Linked DNA regions of Homo sapiens: all the other regions are linked to region 3. A link is an interaction called in ENCODE POLR2A ChIA-PET data of the cell type or tissue named here. Cell type or tissue: MCF 10A. All regions are shown on one strand. Each heading gives the region's core, and the rest is flanking DNA. Links, peaks and the distances in the headings are about the cores only.

Evidence for each region. ChIA-PET counts read pairs that join two places held together with the same protein. Peaks named below come from ENCODE experiments on the same cell type or tissue, not always from the same donor. Only the 100,000 strongest peaks of a DNase experiment are listed, where the experiment ranks them.
Region 1: POLR2A ChIA-PET joins it to region 3 with 5 read pairs; 5 of 35 experiments call an interaction of 5 or more read pairs at or near these places.
Region 2: POLR2A ChIA-PET joins it to region 3 with 5 read pairs; 15 of 35 experiments call an interaction of 5 or more read pairs at or near these places.

The regions. Positions count from the first base shown.
Region 1 is chr10:97,473,220-97,479,608 of GRCh38, forward strand. MMS19 (MMS19 cytosolic iron-sulfur assembly component) reads right to left here. Exons shown (of 31, transcript NM_022362.5): 4 at 5,085-5,170; 5 at 4,636-4,710; 6 at 4,128-4,197; 7 at 3,616-3,744; 8 at 3,464-3,525. Among named protein-coding and RNA genes, the nearest start is that of MMS19, 22 kb to the right of the region's middle. In MCF 10A, for the core only: no CTCF peak of the experiment used is centred there; a DNase peak (open chromatin) is centred at 2,872.
Region 2 is chr10:97,721,771-97,727,592 of GRCh38, forward strand. No RefSeq gene overlaps it. Among named protein-coding and RNA genes, the nearest start is that of MARVELD1, 11 kb to the left of the region's middle. In MCF 10A, for the core only: no CTCF peak of the experiment used is centred there; a DNase peak (open chromatin) is centred at 2,831.
Region 3 is chr10:97,646,414-97,652,802 of GRCh38, forward strand. PI4K2A (phosphatidylinositol 4-kinase type 2 alpha) reads left to right here. Exons shown (of 9, transcript NM_018425.4): 2 at 4,528-4,728. Among named protein-coding and RNA genes, the nearest start is that of PI4K2A, 8.9 kb to the left of the region's middle. RefSeq lists enhancers at 2,457-2,506, 2,557-2,616, 4,933-6,132. In MCF 10A, for the core only: no CTCF peak of the experiment used is centred there; a DNase peak (open chromatin) is centred at 2,788.

The DNA of each region.
Region 1 (6,389 bases), core at 586-5,585, 170 kb before region 3:
GAGACGGGATTCCACCATGTTGGTCAGGCTAGTCTCGAACTCCTGACCTCAAGTGATCCACCCGCCTCGGCCTCTTAAAGTGCTTAGATTACAGGTGTGAGCCACTGCGCCCGGCCTAGAATTTCTATTCTTGAATTACATGCCCATAATGTCAAAAATGAGAGACAAGATTGAAGGCATTTAAGGGTTACAAATCTAAAAAATTCTCACTTCTTCATACATTCTCTCAGGAAAATACTAAAGGAAGTACACCATCAAACTGAGGGGGTAAACCACAAAATGAGGAATATGTGAACTCAGGAAACAGGAGATCTGATCCAAGAAAAAGGATAAGGGAATCTAGGATGACGGTGAAGGAAGAACCAATATCTACTCTGCATTAGGAGTAAAAATCAACCTGTTGACATTGTTTGGCTAAGAATGGTTTTAACATTTTTAATGTTTGAAACAAACCAAAAGAATATCTTGTGACAAGTGAAAATTATATGAAATTCAAAGTTTAGTGTTGATAACAAAAGTTCTATTGGGATATAGCTACTGTAGCTGTTCCTGTGTCTAAGGCTGTTTTTGTGCAGTAACAGCAGAGTTGAGGAGACCATATGACCCACAAAGCTACTGTCTGGCCTTTTATAGAAAAAGTTGGCCAGGCATGGTGGCTTATGCCTGTAATCCCAACACTTTGGGAAGTCGAGGCAGGTGGATGGCTTGAGCCCAGGAATTCAAGACCAGCCTGGGCAACATGGCAAAATCCTGTCTCTATAGAAAAATACAACAATTAGTCGGGAGTAGTGTCATGTGCCTATGGTTCCAGCTACTCGGGAGGCAGGGGTGGGAGGATCACCAGAGTACCAGAGTCCAGAGAGGTGGAGGCTGCAGTGAGCTGTGATGGTGCCACTACACTCCAGCCTGCCTCAAAAAAAAAAAAAAAAAAGGGAAAGAAAAAGTTTGCCAACCTCTTCTTAGAGTGAGCATATAAGCATAGTGAAGAAACTGAACCTTAAGCTCATCAGATCCACTATGATGGCACACAATACTGATTTGTGGCTGGATATGTGGCTCACACGTGTAATCCCAGCACTTTGGGAGGCCGAGGCAGGTAGATCAGTTGAGGTGAGGAGTTCGAGACCAACCTGGACAACATGGCAAAACCCCATCTCTACTAAAAAATATAAAAAAAAAATTAGTCAGGCATGGTGGCACGTACTGTAATCCCAGCTATTCAGGTGGCTGAGGCACAACAATCACTCGAACCCCGGAGGCAGGGGTTGCAGTGAGCAAGGATTGTGTTACTGCACTCCAGCCTGGGCAACAGAGTGAGACCCTGTCTGAAAAACAAAACAAAACAGAACAGAACCAACAACAATAAAAACCCTGATTTGTAAGACAATAAAGAGTATTTGTAACTCAAATAGTTACACTAAAGCCAAGTGTCTCTGTTTTAATTAATATCTTGATAAGAGCTTTCTGCTTCTGATAGACTGCAGTGCAGAACAACATACAAAAATCTGCTTGAATGAGAGAAATCTTCCTAATATTATCTGTAAGTTTATTTTGCCTAGATTATCTCTGTGAAAATAAACAGCTGTGAACAGTGATTGTTTCTAATGGGAAAATGGACAGTAGCAGTAAAGGGGTATGAAAGAAGTTTAATTATCTACCCTTTAAATGCTGAATCATGCTCATTGTATAACCTTTCAAAAAAATGGATGAAATACTGTTCCTCTCCCCCAAATTATAAATGCACATATTCTTTGACCTAGCGATTTCTTTTAGGAATTTATTCTATCATTATATTCATATGTATGAAAGTTGTAGCACTGCTCATAACAGCAAAAGATTAGCAACAATCCACAGAGGACTAGTGAAATTATTCATTATTTCCGGCCAAAGGAATATTATGCAGCCATAAAGAATGAAAGAGCTAACTTATATACTGACGTGGAACACTCTCCAAGACATAGTGTTCAGTGAAAAAAGCAAAGTACAGGAGAAGTGTGTGTGTGTGTGTGTGTACATGCCCGCATGTGCACACATTGATTTTAGGGGGGTGGTGGTAAAAGCATTTGCTTACATATAGATGAAAAAGCTCTGTAAAGATACAAACATAACTGATAACTTGGTTGATTATGGAGAAAAAAAGATGGTAGGGAGATTTCTCACCCTTTTGGACTTTGAATCATGTGAATGAATTATCTTTTCAAAACCAACACAAAACACAAAATAAAACAAAGTAAAGGCTGGGCATGGTGGCCCACGCCTGTAATCCCAGCACTTTGGGAGGCCGAGGCAGTTGGATCACGAAGTCAGGGGTTCAATATCAGCCTGGTCAAGATGGTGAAACCCCATTTCTACTAAAAATACAAAAAAAATTAGCCGGGCATGGTGGCGGGCGCCTGTAATCCCAGCTACTTGGGAGGCCGAGGCAGAGAATTGCTTGAACCCAGGAGGCAGAGGTTGCAGTGAGTTGAGATCGCACCACTGCACTCCAGCCTGGGAGACAGAGCGAGACTCCATCTCAAAAAAGCAAAAACCAAACCAAAACAAACAAAAAAGAAACACACACACCAAAAAAACCAAAGTAAAAACAGAAGAATGTGGGAGCTAAACCAGGATCTTTCAAGATTTCAAGGGTATAGGGTTAGAATAAGAATTCTGATTATGAAAGAGATAAAAAGATTCATTTCAGGAGACAGGTGGTCCCCAGTAACATAATGTCAACTGAAATAAGCTGGTAAGAAATTCCCTACAGCAAAGATGGTGGTGTCATTATAAAGGCAGTGAGAGTCAATATGCTGTTTGGCATGCTGCAATAGAATGCCTTTTATTTCTTTCAAACCACTAATGCTTGCAGCACACACACCCACACGGTGATGAAACTCTTGAGTATTTGGCAGTAGAAGGGAACTCAACTGCAGAATGGGAGGAAGGCCCAAGAGGGTCAGAGCAAATACCTTCTGTACACTGTGCACAATTGTGCCTTCTTTGTTTTGTCACTTTGTTTCTATAGCCTGAGATGCCCTGTCCAACTCCAGAATCATATCTTCTGCATCCCTCACAAACCAGCTGAAATCCTATCTTAACTGTGAAGTCAGTTCCTGCCTACTCTAGCTCACACTGAACTTTTGTCTTCTCTGAACAGCTATAGTACTACTCATTTTCCTACCTAATCTCCTATTGTTACTTAAATGTTTCAGCCTTCAAGGGCAGGGACAGTGTTTTGCAATCCTGTAGCCTTCAGCACTAAATACAGTGTTAAGGAGCTTAAGAATTCCCCCCAATACATGCTGCTTTGAATCATTCCTCATATGTCAAATGCTTTTCCATTTCCTAGTTTATTAAAATATAAAATAATGAGGGCGGGGATGTCTATTTTGGTGACCTGTACCCTCAGTGCCCAGAACAGGGCTTGGCACATAGCAGACACTCAATAAATATATGATCAAACAATGAAGGTGCTACTTACAGGGGTAAAATCGATAGGGAAATAACAGGATGTCACTTCAAACAACTCCTCCACAAAGGGTCCTGTGGCAACAGAGAAAAAATGAGGTTGGTTTATCAGCTTCACTCATCTGATAAAGCTCCAATGAGCTAATCATGGCTACCACGATATACCCAGGCTATAGTCCCTGGAGATGAGGTCATGGACGATGCGGAAGGCCACCAGAAGATTACGGGGATCCTTTTCCCCATCCATCACCTGGATGAAGCCAAAGGTGAAGTCAGCTCCTAGGCTCTTTAGCTCTGGGAAGGAGAGAATAAGGTTACTATACTGTCCCACAGCACAGAAAGTGTGGGCTTTCTCCTAGCCTGTGTTCTCCCTCTGCTATCATTGCCTCCCCTTTCTCTTCAGGGCTGACCCTTTTTCCATTCCAAGAAAGTACTCAGTGAAGAGATGTGCAACAATATACACATTGCTGTGGAGGCAAGAATTTAAAACACTGGCTCAAACAAACTCTACCCTTTCTTTACTTCACTGGGAGGGAGCAGACCCCCTCTTTCCCTTTATCATTCTCTCTCAGGATACCAGCTCTTCTATATAACCCCAGGTAAAATGAGTCCTACTAATAGGGGAAAAAGTAGGATGTGCTTGCTTTTGACATTTCCCAGAAAGCTCTGTCTCTTACCTTCTTCCCGGGTTCGCATAAAATTGGTGATGATATTGTAGACTGTGTGTCGGTCCACCTGTGGCAGGGACTTGGGGGTGGGGGAGAAAGAAGTGAAGAAAATGCTCAAAGAATACCTCAGCTGACACAGCTAGTTCCTGCTTCATAATCTCTAAGTGAACAGTGCTCTTTATACCAGCATAAGATCAATCTAAGAGAAACTACAGAGAAAGGGTATGGATATTGACTCAGCAGCACAGCAGTGGTGCCAATAATTCAAACCTGCCTGACAGAGGGATGCCTTACTTTCTGTAGGTATAAGAGGACACAGGTCAGATCTAATGGCATGCACCCCTTTCCTTGTCCAATAACAAAGATGAGCATATAAACATACTGAAGAAGAGCATAAAAACATTCACAAGATCCAAAAGAATTCAGAACTTAGAAGGCAATAATTTTTGCTATTGAATCCCAGTTATGTCAAGGGGTAGAGACAGAGGAGAATACCAACATGACTGTTATCCCTCACCTGTACATGCACTTCCTGGAAGATGGCTTTAAGCACAGAAACAGCCAGCCCTGGGGGCAGGGCCACACACAGGCTCTGGGGGAGAGGAGAAGGTACGTGAATACCGAAGGAATTGCAGCATGGCCTCCAAGACACAACCCTACGACAGGCCTAATTAGCTACTGTAAGAATCACAGCATCCTGGTTGAGGAAGAAGCACTAATAGTGAGACTCTTTCTCAAGCTGATGAGTTCTCTGCAGCTCTTTCCAGATGGCTCTGGTTTCCAGTCCCCCAAAGTACACTTTTACTCTCTAGAGGGAAAACGGAAGTAGAGCTGGTAACACTAATTTAGTCCCACACTTGGGCACCTGCTCCTCAGCATGTGAACCATCACACCCAAAGCGCAAGGAGAGAACTAGACAAGGGCTCCCTTGAACAAAGTTATGTAATGAAATGAAGGAAAACTCACAAGTGCCTTCAAACCCTGCAGGACAGATGGGATCACAAGATGATGGTCCTTCAGCCGGTTCTCATAGAACAGTATCAGGTGTACCACTGCACAAACCAGATTCAGCCATTAGTTGACATAGGCACGAGAAGGGCCCAAGAGCTTTGTTCCTTCCCTAAGTCTATAACAGTTGTTTCTGTTTGGGTTCCACTACAAATTTTCTCTTTCACCAAGAGACATGTCCTGTGCCTTCCCATTTGAAGGTAGACACCTGATCAGTCGGGAAAATAGGGGAACATTTCTTAATATCCATTCTCATACAGGTCCACAGTAAAACCCATTCTCAGCCCAAAACTGCCTTTCTACAGAACTAGAGTTCACAAATTTTTTCCTAAAGGGTCAGACAGTAAATATAGGCTTACAGGGTATGGTCTCTATCCCAACTACTCAACTCTGCTGTTTTAACAAAAAAGTAGCATAGACAACAGGGAAATAAATGAGTGTAGCTATGTTCCAATAAAAGTTTATAAAAACAGGTGTATGATGTGTTTTTTTTAATGTGTGACATAAATTATTTTTTCTGTGTATCTATTTTTAAATTTATATAGATGATATTATACTAAACACAAATACCCACACACATATACCCCCAAACAGGCTGTAGGTTGGGCATGTGGTGCTTGCCTATAGGGAGGCTGAGGTGGGACGATCATTTAAGCCCAGAGGTTTAAGGCCACCCTGAGCAACACAGTGAGACCCTGTCTCCAAAAAACAAATAAAAGGGGTTCCCTCTCTTGGCTTTGGAGCCCTCCCTCCCTCTGCCTCTATACAGGGAAGATTCTTCCTTCTCCCTTCCTTCTTGCCCCTTCTTGCCTATTAAACTCTCCGCTACTTAAAACCACTTCATGTGTGTCGGTGTCGTTTTATCTAAACCAGCATGAGGACCAAGAACCCTGGTGTTCCTCCACTCATTGGAGCCGTATCATTTTGGTGTGTTGGCTGGGAAAGGAAATTCGTTCATCAGACTGAAGCAATCAAACTCCAAATGGTACTGTAAACTGAACCTCACATTGACACGCCATTCTTGTGAGGACCCTTAGATCAACCCCAGGAGGAGCCCTTGCTGCTGTTCCCCATTCGACGCCCCTTTTCAGTAGGAAGTAGCCAGGAGTCATCACCCCAAACCCCGTAACAGCAGTTAGTGTGGCATCTCTACAGGGGGGAATGTTGTAGGAGTTATTAAGAAATTATTACGTGCTGCATTTGCCCCTTGAGCCAGGTGGATGTTTACTGTGTGTTATATAACTTCCTGGCTCCTTCACTGAA
Region 2 (5,822 bases), core at 146-5,145, 75 kb after region 3:
AGACAGGGTCTTCCTCAGTTGTGCAGGTTGGAATGCAGTGGTGTGATCACGGCTCACTGCAGCCTCGACCTCCTGGGCTCAGGTCACCCTCCCACCTCAGTCTTCCAAGTAGCTGAGACTACAGACACATGCCACCACACCCAGCAATTTTTTTTTTTTTTTTTTTGTATTTTGGTAGAGACAGGGTTGTAACCAGTTGCCCAGCCTGGTCTTGAAGTCCTAGACTCAAACAATCCGCCGACATGGCCTCCCAAAGTGTTGGGATTACAGCCATGAGCAACCGCGCCGGACCTCTCTAGTTTTTATAACTAATCAAACATTTATGGATGTGCGCGCACACACACACACACACAGACTCTTGCACGACTTAACTTTTTAAATGTAACAATAATATAGTTCCAACTCTCTATGTCCATAGAAACAGTAGTCAGGGACTGCAAGAGTTCTATGGGCTTTCTGGAACCTTTATAACTTTCTTACACTGGTTAACTTTGTTAGTCCCTTGGGTGTTCCCTGTAGAGATCGTAATTAAACCCATAAAAGGAGGTGGGTCCTTTTCTAGTGATGAGGAAACAGATAGTGAGGGCAGGTGGTTCCCCGGGCCTGTGCCCTTTCTAACCCTTATGCTGCCAAGAGTAGCAAGGATGGGAGGAGCCCTGGAGTGGCTGCATCCCACTCCATAGCCAGTCTTGAGGATAGGAGTCCCAGGGACTAGGGTTGGTGGGGGCAGCTGGAAAGAGATGAGGAGGGCCTGAGACTTTCTGGGCCCGGTGGGGCAACGTATGCTGGGGAGGTGGTCAGAACCCAAGAAGAGCACTTAAGACATGCCTGGCAGGAGGTCTGTGGGACCCACCCAGGCCAGCCTCAACAGCCCATGGAAATTCCAGATTGGTTTCTAATCTGAAGGCCCTTCTTCCCTCCTTAATCCATGGCCTCATGGCCTCATTCCTTTATTCCTTTTATTTTTTTATTTTTTGAGACCAAGTTTCACTCTGTCACCCAGGCTGGAGTGCAGTGGCACGATCTCGGCTCATTGCAACATCTGCCTTCTGGTTCAAGCGATTCTCCTGCCTCAACCTCCTGAGTAGCTGGGATTACAGGCGCGTGCCACCACGCCCAGCTAATTTTTGTATTTTTAGTAGAGACGGGGTTTTACCCCGTTGGCCAGGCTGGTCTCGAACTCCTGACCTCAGGTGATCACCCAGCTTGGCCTCCCAAAGTGCTGGGATTACAGGCATGAGCCGCCACACCTGGCACCTCATTCCTTTTGAACTGGGTGGCTGTTTGGGATCTGGTAGGCACCAAGGCTGTGCCATTCCTTCCGCAGCACAGATGGGGACAGGAAGCTGCTGGAGGCTGGAGGCTGACCCTCCAGGCTTCATACTTGCCTGTCCCTCCAGCTAGAGGCAAGTTATCCTTGCTGCCATCTCCAGGATGCCTGAAGGCAGTGCTCTGACATGCAGTTGTGAAGCACTTCTGAGTCAAGGCTGGGAAGAGGGAGAAAGGGAAGTAGCTTTAGGAAGGACCTACCATGAGCCAAGAACATAATGGGTGCCTTATATAACATCTCTTATCCTCCCATTTCCACGAAGTAGCAAATACCCCCATTTAACAGTCATGGAAACAGGCTCACAGGGGTAGGTTGATGTGGCCTGGCACTTGAATGCGCACTGACCGAAACAAGATTCAAACTCAGGTCTGTGCCACCATGCCACCATGCTGCTTCAAGGATTTCCCAGCAGACAAGCTTTTTCCCAACCATCTGAATACTTCATCCAAACTTCATCCGAGTTTTGAAATATTTACATCTTGAGCTAATGCAGGAAAGAAAGACTAAAGAATAGGCCAGGAGGCCAGGTGCAGTGCCTCACGCCTGTAATCCCAGCACTTTGGGAGGCTGAGGCAGGTGGATCACTTGAGGTCAGGAATTCGACACCAGCCTGGCCAACATGGTGAAACCCCATCTCTACTACACACACACACACACACACACACACACACACACACACACACACACACACACAATTGGCTGGGCATGGTGGCGGGCATCTGTAATCCTAGCTACTCAGGAGGCTGAAGCAGGAGAATCGCTTGAACCCAGAAGCCAGAGGTTGCAGTGACAGAAGCCAGAGGTTGCAGTGAGCTGAGATGGTGCCACTGCACTCCAGTCTGGGTGATAGGCTGGGCGTGGTGGCTCACACCTGTAATCCCAACACTTGAGGAGGCCAAGGCAGGGGGATTGCTTGAGCCCAGGATTTCGAGACCAGCCTGAGCAACATAGCAAGACTCCATCTCTACAAAAAATAAAAAAATTAGCTGGGCATGGTGGCATGCAGCAGTAGTCCCAGCTACACGGGTGGCTGAAGTGAGAGGATTGCTTGAGCCCAGGAGGTTGAGGCTGTAGCGAGCTATGAGTGCACCACTGTACTCCAGCCTGGGTGACAGAGCAAGACCCTGTATATATTTAAAAAAAAGGTATTACAAATCTGAATTATGTCACTTCTCTCTTCCCAGGCTATAATGAAGTTAGCTAGTTACCTTTAGGTATAATCAGCTTATTATGCCGAGGTCACTCTCCCATTCCCTGGAGACCATCCCTCTGTCCGCAGGATGTGAGAAGGATATGTCAGAGGGCCTCCCAGCCCCTCCTCCCTCTCGTGGCCCTGTGCCAGAGGTGTGGACACCTGACCTGACTCCAAACTCTGGATACTAAAGCCTCTGCCTTTTGCAATCTTGTCCTGTACTCTGTTCTGTCTCCTTTTGTGTCTCCCAGGCAGTTAGCATGACTCGTTCTAATTTTTGGGTGAGCTCAGGCTGTGATGTCAGAGGTGAGCTCTATCTCTTATTAGTTGTCCAGTCTTAGGCAATTTATGAAACCTCTTTGCCTCTTAGCTTCCTCACTTAGTAAATGGGGATAATATTAGTACCTACCTCACTGGGCTGTTGAAAGAGCTTCATGAGATGAGGCGTGCCTGGCAATTTCATCAGTGCAATTCAGCCCTCAGCAGTATATGTTTGTTGGGAGGATTTCATAAGATATACATAAAATGCTGGGCTCAACGCCTGACCCACAGTCATAGTTAGTGCTCATAAATGTGAACTCCCTCCTGCCCCATTCCACTCTGGGTCTCCCTGCACCTAAGGAATGATAATCTCACCAGCCTTGGCTAATCCTTCTTTCTCATTGGTGTCTACTGTTCTTTCTTGAATTCTTTCTTGTGTGTGTGTGTGTGTGTGTTTTTTTTTTTTTTTTTGAGACGGAGTTTCACTCTTGTCACCCAGGCTGGAGTGCAATGGAGTGATCTCAGCTTACTGCCACTATGGAGGCTGAGGCAGGAGGCTCACTTGAGCCCAGGAGTTTGAGGTTGCAGTGAGCTATGATTATGCCACTGCACTCCAGCAAGACCCTGTCTCAAAAAAAAAAAAAAAGAGAAAGAAAACATATTCATAATGTCCAAAAGCTTCCCTGTGCTCTTTGTACTCCCTCTTCTTTCCTTCCCATCTCCCCCACACCAGGGAACCATTGATCTGCTTTCTATGATTATAGAATTCTAGAATTTTATATAAATGAAATGTATAGTATGTGCTCCTTTTGGGAGAGGGCGGTATCTGGCTTCTTTCACTCAGCTTAATTATTTTGAGATTCATTCATGATGTTGCAGTAACAGTAGTTCATTTTCATTGCTGAGTGAATATACAGATACACTATAATTTGTTTAGCCTGTTGATGGACATTTGTGTTGTTTCAAATTTTTGGTTATTGCAAATATAGCTGCTTTGAACGTTCATGTACACGTCTTTGTGTGGACACATATGCTTTAATTTATTTTGGGTAGACAGCTAGCAGTGGAATGGCTCATTTGTGTGGTAGGCTTATTGTTTTTATTATTTTAAAATTGTCTATACCCCAGATGAAATCTGGTGTGTGTGTGTGTGTGTGTGTGTGTGTGTGTGTGTGTGTGTGTTCTTGCTTGGGATTTGTAACAGAGGGGGTGATTCTGGACTCACAGACTAAATTAGGAAGTTTTTCATACTGTTCTATGCTCTGGAATAGTTTAACTATATCATTTTAAAAAATGGGTTCTAGCTGGCACGGTGGCTCATGCCTGTAATCCCAGCACTTTGGGAGGCCAAGGGGGGCAAATCACCTGAGGTCAGCAGTTCGAGACTAGCCTGGTCAACAAGTGTTCAATAAATACATCTTTATGTATTTATTTACTAGACCATTAAGTTTAGTAGAGACCAACCCTACCTCTCCAAAAAAGCAGAAAAATTAGCTGGTTGTGATGGCAGGTGCCTGTAGTCCCAGCTACTCGGGAGGCTGAGGCAGGAGAACTGCTTGAACCCAGGAGGCAGAGGTTGCAGTGAGCCGAGATCGCGCTGTACTCCAGCCTGGGCAACAGAGAGAGACAGACTCCGCCTCAGAAAAAAAAAAATGGGTTCGATAAAATTTGTCTATGAAATAAATCTGGGCCTGATGCCTTTTGGGTTTTACATTTTTATTTCTTTTTATTTTTAATTCTTTCAAGTTTGTAAATGATAGTTGGTGTATTCAGGTTTTTTGGTGGGTCACGTACTGCTCTCCCATTGGTGGTATACTTATTCAGGGTGTCTGTCTGTCCCACTAGGCTGTAAGCTTTTCAGGAAAGAATTCCAGGCTCTTCATCTCTATAATCCCATGAAAGGCACATGATACGTAGTCATTTGGTGGAATGAATAAATGCTGATGGCTAGCTGCTATAACAAATACACCTCAGCATTTCAGCAGTTTCATATAATGAAAATCTATTTGTTATTCATATACAAATCTATTTCTTCCTCACATAATTGTGCACTGTGGCTACTCTGGGGCAGAGGGAGACGCTCCACCATACGGTGACTCAAGGACCCAGGCTCCTTCCACCCCGTGGCTCGGCCATCTGCTCTGCACTGAGCTCGCAGGTGAGGGAGGAGAGGCAGGAGAAGGTTTCCTGCTTCCTGCATACCTTCATCTAGAAGTAACAGTCAGCGCTCCCACTCACCTCCTTGGGAGTAACAGGACCTGACCTATAAGCAGAGGATGCTGGGAAATGTAGTCCCTAGCCAGGCAGCTGCTGCGTAGCAACAACTCTATATCATGGTAGGGGGCACAGGACTTTTTGGTGGACAGTTAATCGTCGCTTTCAAGGGAGGCACAAGGTTTTATTGCTGAAGTTTTCATTGCCTTGCTCTGTGAACTCTTTTAGTGCCAGTGTTTGATGAATGGTTGTTTTCATGGCTGCCAAGAGCTGTTGAGTAAGAATGTAACTGCAGACAGTCATTTCCTTGCTGTGTTTGTCCAACAACCACTGTCTCACAGCTGGAAAACTCATTACTCATGAGTACTTCTTTCCCAGGTACAAGAACATAAAGATGTATTTATTGAACACTTTTTAGGGCAATGACACTGAACTGTTAATCCAAAAATATACACTGGTCAAACGATAAGCTTAAATACTAGAGAAAATCCAAATATTAAGGAGACTTTAAAGATACATACCAGTCAAATATTTCTTTCATTTGTCTATTCATTTTTTCTTTCTTTTTTTGTTTTGTTGCATCTATTCATTTTAAAAATGGAAACCTAATTCATATACCATAATATTTCACATAATATGACATAAAAATTCCCAGTTTTATTTTTATTTATTTATTTAGAGACAGAGTCTTGCTCTGTTGTCCAGGCTGGAGTGCAGTGGTGCGATTTCAGCTCACTGCAACCTCCGCCTCTCGGGTTCAATAGATTCTCCTGCCTCAGCCTCCCGAGTAGCTGGGATTACAGGCACCCACCACCATGCCAGGCT
Region 3 (6,389 bases), core at 538-5,537:
AGCATGTTGGCCAGGGTGGTCTCAAACTCCTGATCTCAGGTGATCCACCCGCTTTGGCCTCCCAAAGTACTGGGATTACAGGCATGAGCCACCACACCCAGCCTAATTTTTAAGAGTTTAAACTTTTTGAGACCAAAACGTTTGAGAACTATCCACTTAATGTTTATGAAACTTTAAAAGAAGACTTTTATAAAAGGTAATTTCTGTATATTTCACTGTGCGATGTGAATGATATGCTTGAACTGTCTTACATTTTAGGTTCTTGGAGAAAGGACCTCTTTTAGCATAGCATGACACCCTCCTCCTTGTCATTGCTGATTAGATATAGGAACCCCGCTGGGTTCCAGGTTCCAGTAATTTTTTGTTGTTGTTTGTTTTGAGAGGGGGGTCTAGCTCTGTTGCCCAGGCTGGAGTGCAGTGGTGTGATCTTGGCTCACTGCAACTTCCACCTCCTGGGTTCAAGCGATTCTCCCGCCTCAGCCTCCTGAGTAGCTGGTACTACAGGTGCATGCCACCATGCCCGGCTAATTTTTTCTATTTTTTTTTTTTGTAGAGATGGGGTTTCACCATGTTGGCCAGGCTGGTCTTGAACTCCTGACCTCAAATGATCCACCTGCCTTGGCCTCCCAAGTGCTGGGATTATAAGTGTGAGCCACTGCGCTGGGCTCAGGTTCCAGTAATTGGTTGTGGGTTCTGACACCAGCTGGTGCATGGCCTCTTGCTTTCTTGTGTGATTTGGTTTTTATTCCCAACTTCATGGACTGCTACTGCTTAAGCTATCTGTACCTCACCCCTCCTTTGTTAAAAGGGGAGATTAGTAAATGGGTGTTAAGAAAAGTTGTTTTTATAATATTGGCATCAAACTGAAGCTCTCTCCTAGATATAATAAAGGAATTGAAAATCTATTAAGAGAAAAAAAACACAAAATATTAAAGAAGAGAGTGGATGGTGAGGAAAAATTAGGCAGTAGTCATTTTCTTTTCCAGCTAAATACTGGTGGGTGTCTTTCCAATTTGAGTGGTTTTAGAGTTTGTTCTCCATGAATGAGAAGAGTATTCTTGATTATTCAGTAGCATAGTTGATTTTATGAAGTGAACATTGGAAATTAGGCCAGAGGGTATTTTACCTCTCTGTCTAGGAAAGCCACCAAATGCCTGCAGAATGCTTGCACATCGTTCTCCACAGGCTAGGTCCTGAGCAAATGCTAACATAATTGAATTGAACTGAGGCTTACACTTAGTCCTGAAAGGCACTTGTCTCCCCTTCTGTCTGAATGCCCTTTTGTTCCTCCATTCTTCATACTCTAACATTCCCTCATTGATCTAGTCCAGGCAGTATTCTTTAATAAAACCCCTGTACTATTGCATAACCATAATTACTCATGCTTTTGGAGTCATTGAAATGCTTCTTATTCTCCTTATGGTAGAAGGAAATCAAGATGTTTGAGAGGTCAGTCTTTAAATGACACTTGACTGCAATCTTGGCCTTCAAGTTCTGCTTGCTTTTTTTTTGTTGTTGTTGTTTAATTTTTCTTTTTTAGAGATGGGGTCTTGCTCTGTCACCCAGGCTACAGTGCAGTGGCATGCTTCTAGCTCACTGCAGCCTTGATCTCCTAGGCACAAGGGATTCTCCCCGCCGAGTAGCTGGGACTACAGGTGCATACCACCACACTTAGCTAATTTTTTTTTTTTTTTTTTTTGAGATGCTATTTCGCTCATTGCCCAGGCTGGAGTGCAATGGCATGATCTCGGCTCACTGCGACCTCCACCTCCCAGGTTCAAGCGATTCTCCTGCCTCGCCTCCCGAGTAGCTGGGACTACAGGCATGTGCCACCATGCCTGGCTAATTTTGTATTTTTAGTAGAGATGGGGTTTCTCCATGTTGGTCAGGCTGGTCTCGAACTCCTGACCTCAGGTGATCCACCCTCCTTGGCCTCCCAAAGTGCTGGGATTACAGGCATGATTCCCGGCTAATTTTTAAAAATTAGTGACAGAGTCTTGTGGTATTGCCCAAACTGGTCTCAAACTCCAGGCCTCAGGCAATCCTGCCTCATCCTCTGAAAGTGCTGGGCTTATAGGCATGAGCCACCATGCCCAACTTTTTCTGTCTTTAAGTAGAAGTATTTACCAGTTGACCTCAGCCCTGGTATTTTTCAGCCCCCAGTAGTAGTAGGAGTGTCTTGGCCTCCTTTTCATTGAGGACCAGCTTACTGAACTCCATAATGTGCCTCAGTTGAACTGACTGTTGCGTTCTGGGACATGCTTCAAGTTGCCTTTTGGTTTCCCTGTCCAGGGTCCGGAGGGTTACAGTGGACTCGTCAGTCATTCTCTGAGTTGTGAGCCTGTTGCTACTGCTGCTTTGTTATTCAGAGGCTGGGGTTCCAGGGGAGCAGAGACAGAGAAGACTGCTGAGGACTCTAGCTAGCTGCTTTGCATAAGAAAGTAATTCTGAAGACTTATGATGTGAATATATGCATTTTGCATTTGCCAGTAAATAAGTTAGTTTGTCTTTAAGAATAAATTGATTCTTTTTGGAGGGAGAAGGAGGAGTTCTGTATTTTTCTTGTCCTCTCAAATCCTTGGAAGGCATTTTTAAAGGAGCTGGCTTCAAGATCGACCAGTTATTGTTAGCGACATGGACCTAGCTAGTTCCTAATATGAGTACTGAGTTGGTAAAAGCAGATGGGTGTATGTTGTCTGCTGTGACCTGCCATTCAGGAAGTGACACCCACAGAAAAATATCTTATGACCCAGACTAGCTTGAGTAGGCTGTGGGGTGAGGGGACAAGGAGAGTCATATGATATGAGGATGAATCACTTGGATAGCATATTTGCTTTTTTCCTTTGAATTACCAGTTTGGGGACTGGAGGGAATTAGATGAATGTAAAACAACCTCAGAGGGCTGACTGGCCTGTTGAAGAAAACACTCAGGAGGGAGGGCCATAGTTTCTAGGCATCCCATATTTCCAAAGACCTTAGAAGATTAAGTTACTGTCTGCTATAGAAGATGGATTTAATCTGTGTGGCATCTCATGTCCTGGTTTCTTGCCTATCAGAATTACTTAAGAGAGCTTCATTCTAACCAAGTAGCAGAGTCTTTTTCCTGCTGTGATTTTTCTCTTTGGATAATAAGGCTGCGAGAGGAAATCTCTTCATCATTGATGAAGGAATTTCCTTAACCTCATTCCATAATAGATTTTTTTTTTTTTTTTTTTTTTTTTTTTTTTGAGGCAGAGGCTTGGTCTTGTCACCCAGGCTGGAGTGCAGTGGCGTGATCTCAGCTCACTGCAACCTCCGCCTCCTGAGTTCAAGTGATTCTCCTGCCTCAGCCTCCCGGGTAGCTGGGATTACAGGTGCATGCCACCATGCCCAGCTAATTTTTGTATTTTTAGTAGAGACAGGGTTTCACCATGTTGGCCAGGCTGGTCTCGAACTCTTGACCTCAGGTTATCTGCCCACCTTGGCCTCCCAAAGTGCTGGGATTACAAGCGTAAGCCACCATGCCCGGCCCATAATACCTTCTTTACTTCCTTCCAGTTGGTAAAGTTTTTAGTCTTTCTGTAATTGGTGCAGAACAACAGTGTGCATAATGTAACTTCGGAAATTAGAGTTTATGATGTTAAATTTCTGGCATACCACATACAGAAAGATCCCGTAGGATAAATAGGGCAGGGGTGCATGCAAAAAAAGAGAACATATAACCTGTGATAAGTTAATTCCTCATTTTTTTGGGGGAAAGATTACTTTAGAGCCCTCGATATGTGCATTAGGATATTGTATCTTTCTGGAGGGCAGGAAGCAGTACCATATTGGCATTAGATGCTGCCAGTGACTCACGATCTACCACTGAATTGGCTTCTGTACCTTTTTTTTTTTTTTTTGTGAGACAGGGTCTCGTTTGGTCGCCCAGGGTGAGGAATGCAGTGTGGGCAATCTAGGCTCACTGCAACCTCCGCCCCATGGGTTCAAGTGATTCTCATGCCTCAGCCTCTGAAGTAACTGGAATTACAGGTGTGCACCACCGCGCCCAGCTACTTTTTGTATTTTTAGTAGAGACAGGGTTTCGCCATGTTGGCCAGGCTGGTCTCAAACTCCTGGCCTCAAATTATCCACCCGCCTTGGCCTCCCAAAGTGCTGGGATTACAGGCATGAACCCTTGTACCTGGCCTGCTTCTGTGTCTTGCTCCTAGAAATGTAGCAATCCATTTACCTTGTTTGTTTGAAGCACAAAGTTAGAGGTAGGTACTTATATGAGGGAAAAGAGATGGAGAAGAGGGAAAAAGGAGCAAGGAAGAAAGAGAAGACTTAAGATGTTCTTTGGCCACAACCCTTTCTAGCAGTGGGTCTCTTAGCTGCACACACGAGCTGGTGTCTTCCCCTTACCAACTGGGAGAAACCTGAGTCCAACTGTAAGTAGGAATTGTCTGCCTATGCCCTGTCATTTCTTTCCAGATTCCTGCTGACTTGGTCTGTGGGCTATTTTGGTCAACTCGGATTTAACATCCTCTTTTTCTTTGGTCTCTGTAGAGGATCATTGCTGTCTTCAAACCCAAGAATGAAGAGCCCTATGGGCATCTTAATCCTAAGTGGACCAAGTGGCTGCAGAAGCTGTGCTGTCCTTGCTGCTTTGGCCGTGACTGCCTTGTCCTTAACCAGGGCTATCTCTCAGAAGCAGGGGCCAGCCTGGTGGACCAAAAACTGGAACTCAACATTGTTCCCCGTACAAAGGTCAGTGACCCATCTCCAGGAAGCCTTACTGCCTGGCCACAGTTTTCCTGGGGCCTAAGCCCTGCTACATGTTAGTGGGACCTTGGGTCCAGTGGGGTCATTTATACCCTAAGTCTGGGTTCTCGATCTTTTTTCGGGAGGATGGCAGGATTAGGCTTATGATTTGATCACCTGATGAAGGCTATCTTTTGAAGGATACACACACAATTTTTGCATACAATTTTAGGAAATTCACAAACTTCTACTGCATGTTTATGGCTCCCTTGGTCTTTGAATCCCAGCTAACCCCAAGCTAGTTAGAAACCTAGTGACTTTGTGGCTTACTCTCAGACTTCTGAGCCATCCCAGCATTTCGATACAGTCTAGGACTGGCTGATGACAGCTAAGAACTTCTGCAGGGTCTGACAAGGAAGACTTTAGGACAGGCTGAGGGTTAGAACAATGGTCTGGCCTGAACCCTACAGGGAACTGACATGGAATATTTCTAACTTATCTTTATGCTGTCGAATTTTGGGACTTGTCTGAACACATCAAAATAGGGGTGCCAGATCTAGGCAAACTCACACTCAGAATGGATTCATACACATCTTGTATGTGTTATAGACATAGTTGAGGTCTCCCCCAACCCCCACCCCCACCAATATGCTTGAATACAGAATTGATTGCATACAATTTGAGGGAGTTTACTGACACCAGGCTAAGAACCCCTGCACTACAAGGTATTCCATGAAACTCACCAAAGGTTATGAGGGGAAGGAATCTACTGGTCAGCATATGAACATGTCCGGACACATCATTCACTGAGTACGTGGCTACCTGGGGTTTAGTAACAACTTAGGTGGGACTCTCATCTGATGCCCTGAGGCTGCTGAGTCATCTAAACAATCCTGGCTCCGTGCTTAGTCTTAACTAGTCTATGCTAGTTTATTTAGTTATTTACTAAATAACTAAAACTAAATTTATTTAGTTATTTAGTAAATAACTCTTTGAGAATCTGATGAAACCTATAGACCCCCTTTCCAGAAAAAGTACATATATTTGCAATTATTGTTTTGTGTATAATTTTAGGGCAATGGTTCATAAACGTTGCAGTCTATCTGTTGACACCCCAGGGAGCATGTCTCTAGATTAAAATCCCTCTGCTTAAAGTTTTCTTTTCTTTCTTATTTTTAGAGACAGGGTCTTGCTCTGTTGCCCAGGCTGGGGTGCAGTGGCATGATCACAACTCACTGCAGCCTTGACCTCCCAGGCTCAAGCAGTCCTCCCACCTCAGCCTCTCAGGTTGGGACTACGGGCATGTGCCACCATGCCTGGCTAATTTTTTTTTTTTTTAATTTTTTGTAGAGACAAGGTCTCCCTGTTTTGCCCAGGCTGGTCTTGAACTCCTGGGCTCAAGCTATCCTCCTGCCTTGGCCTCCCAAAGTGCTGGGATTACAAGTGTGAGCCACCACACCCAGCCTTAAAGATGTCTTCTCAGGTTTAGATAGCAGATTCTATGAGCAAAGAGATTGATCAGCAGTAGAAACTTCCCTTCCGTTTGAGAGGAAAATGTGACTATTGTGGATATTTAACCATGTCTGCTCCTTTGCTACTAAACTCCAAACAATTAGCCAACTAGTTTGTAAGTTATAGAAGTCAGAGACCACTTCTCAAGATTTCCT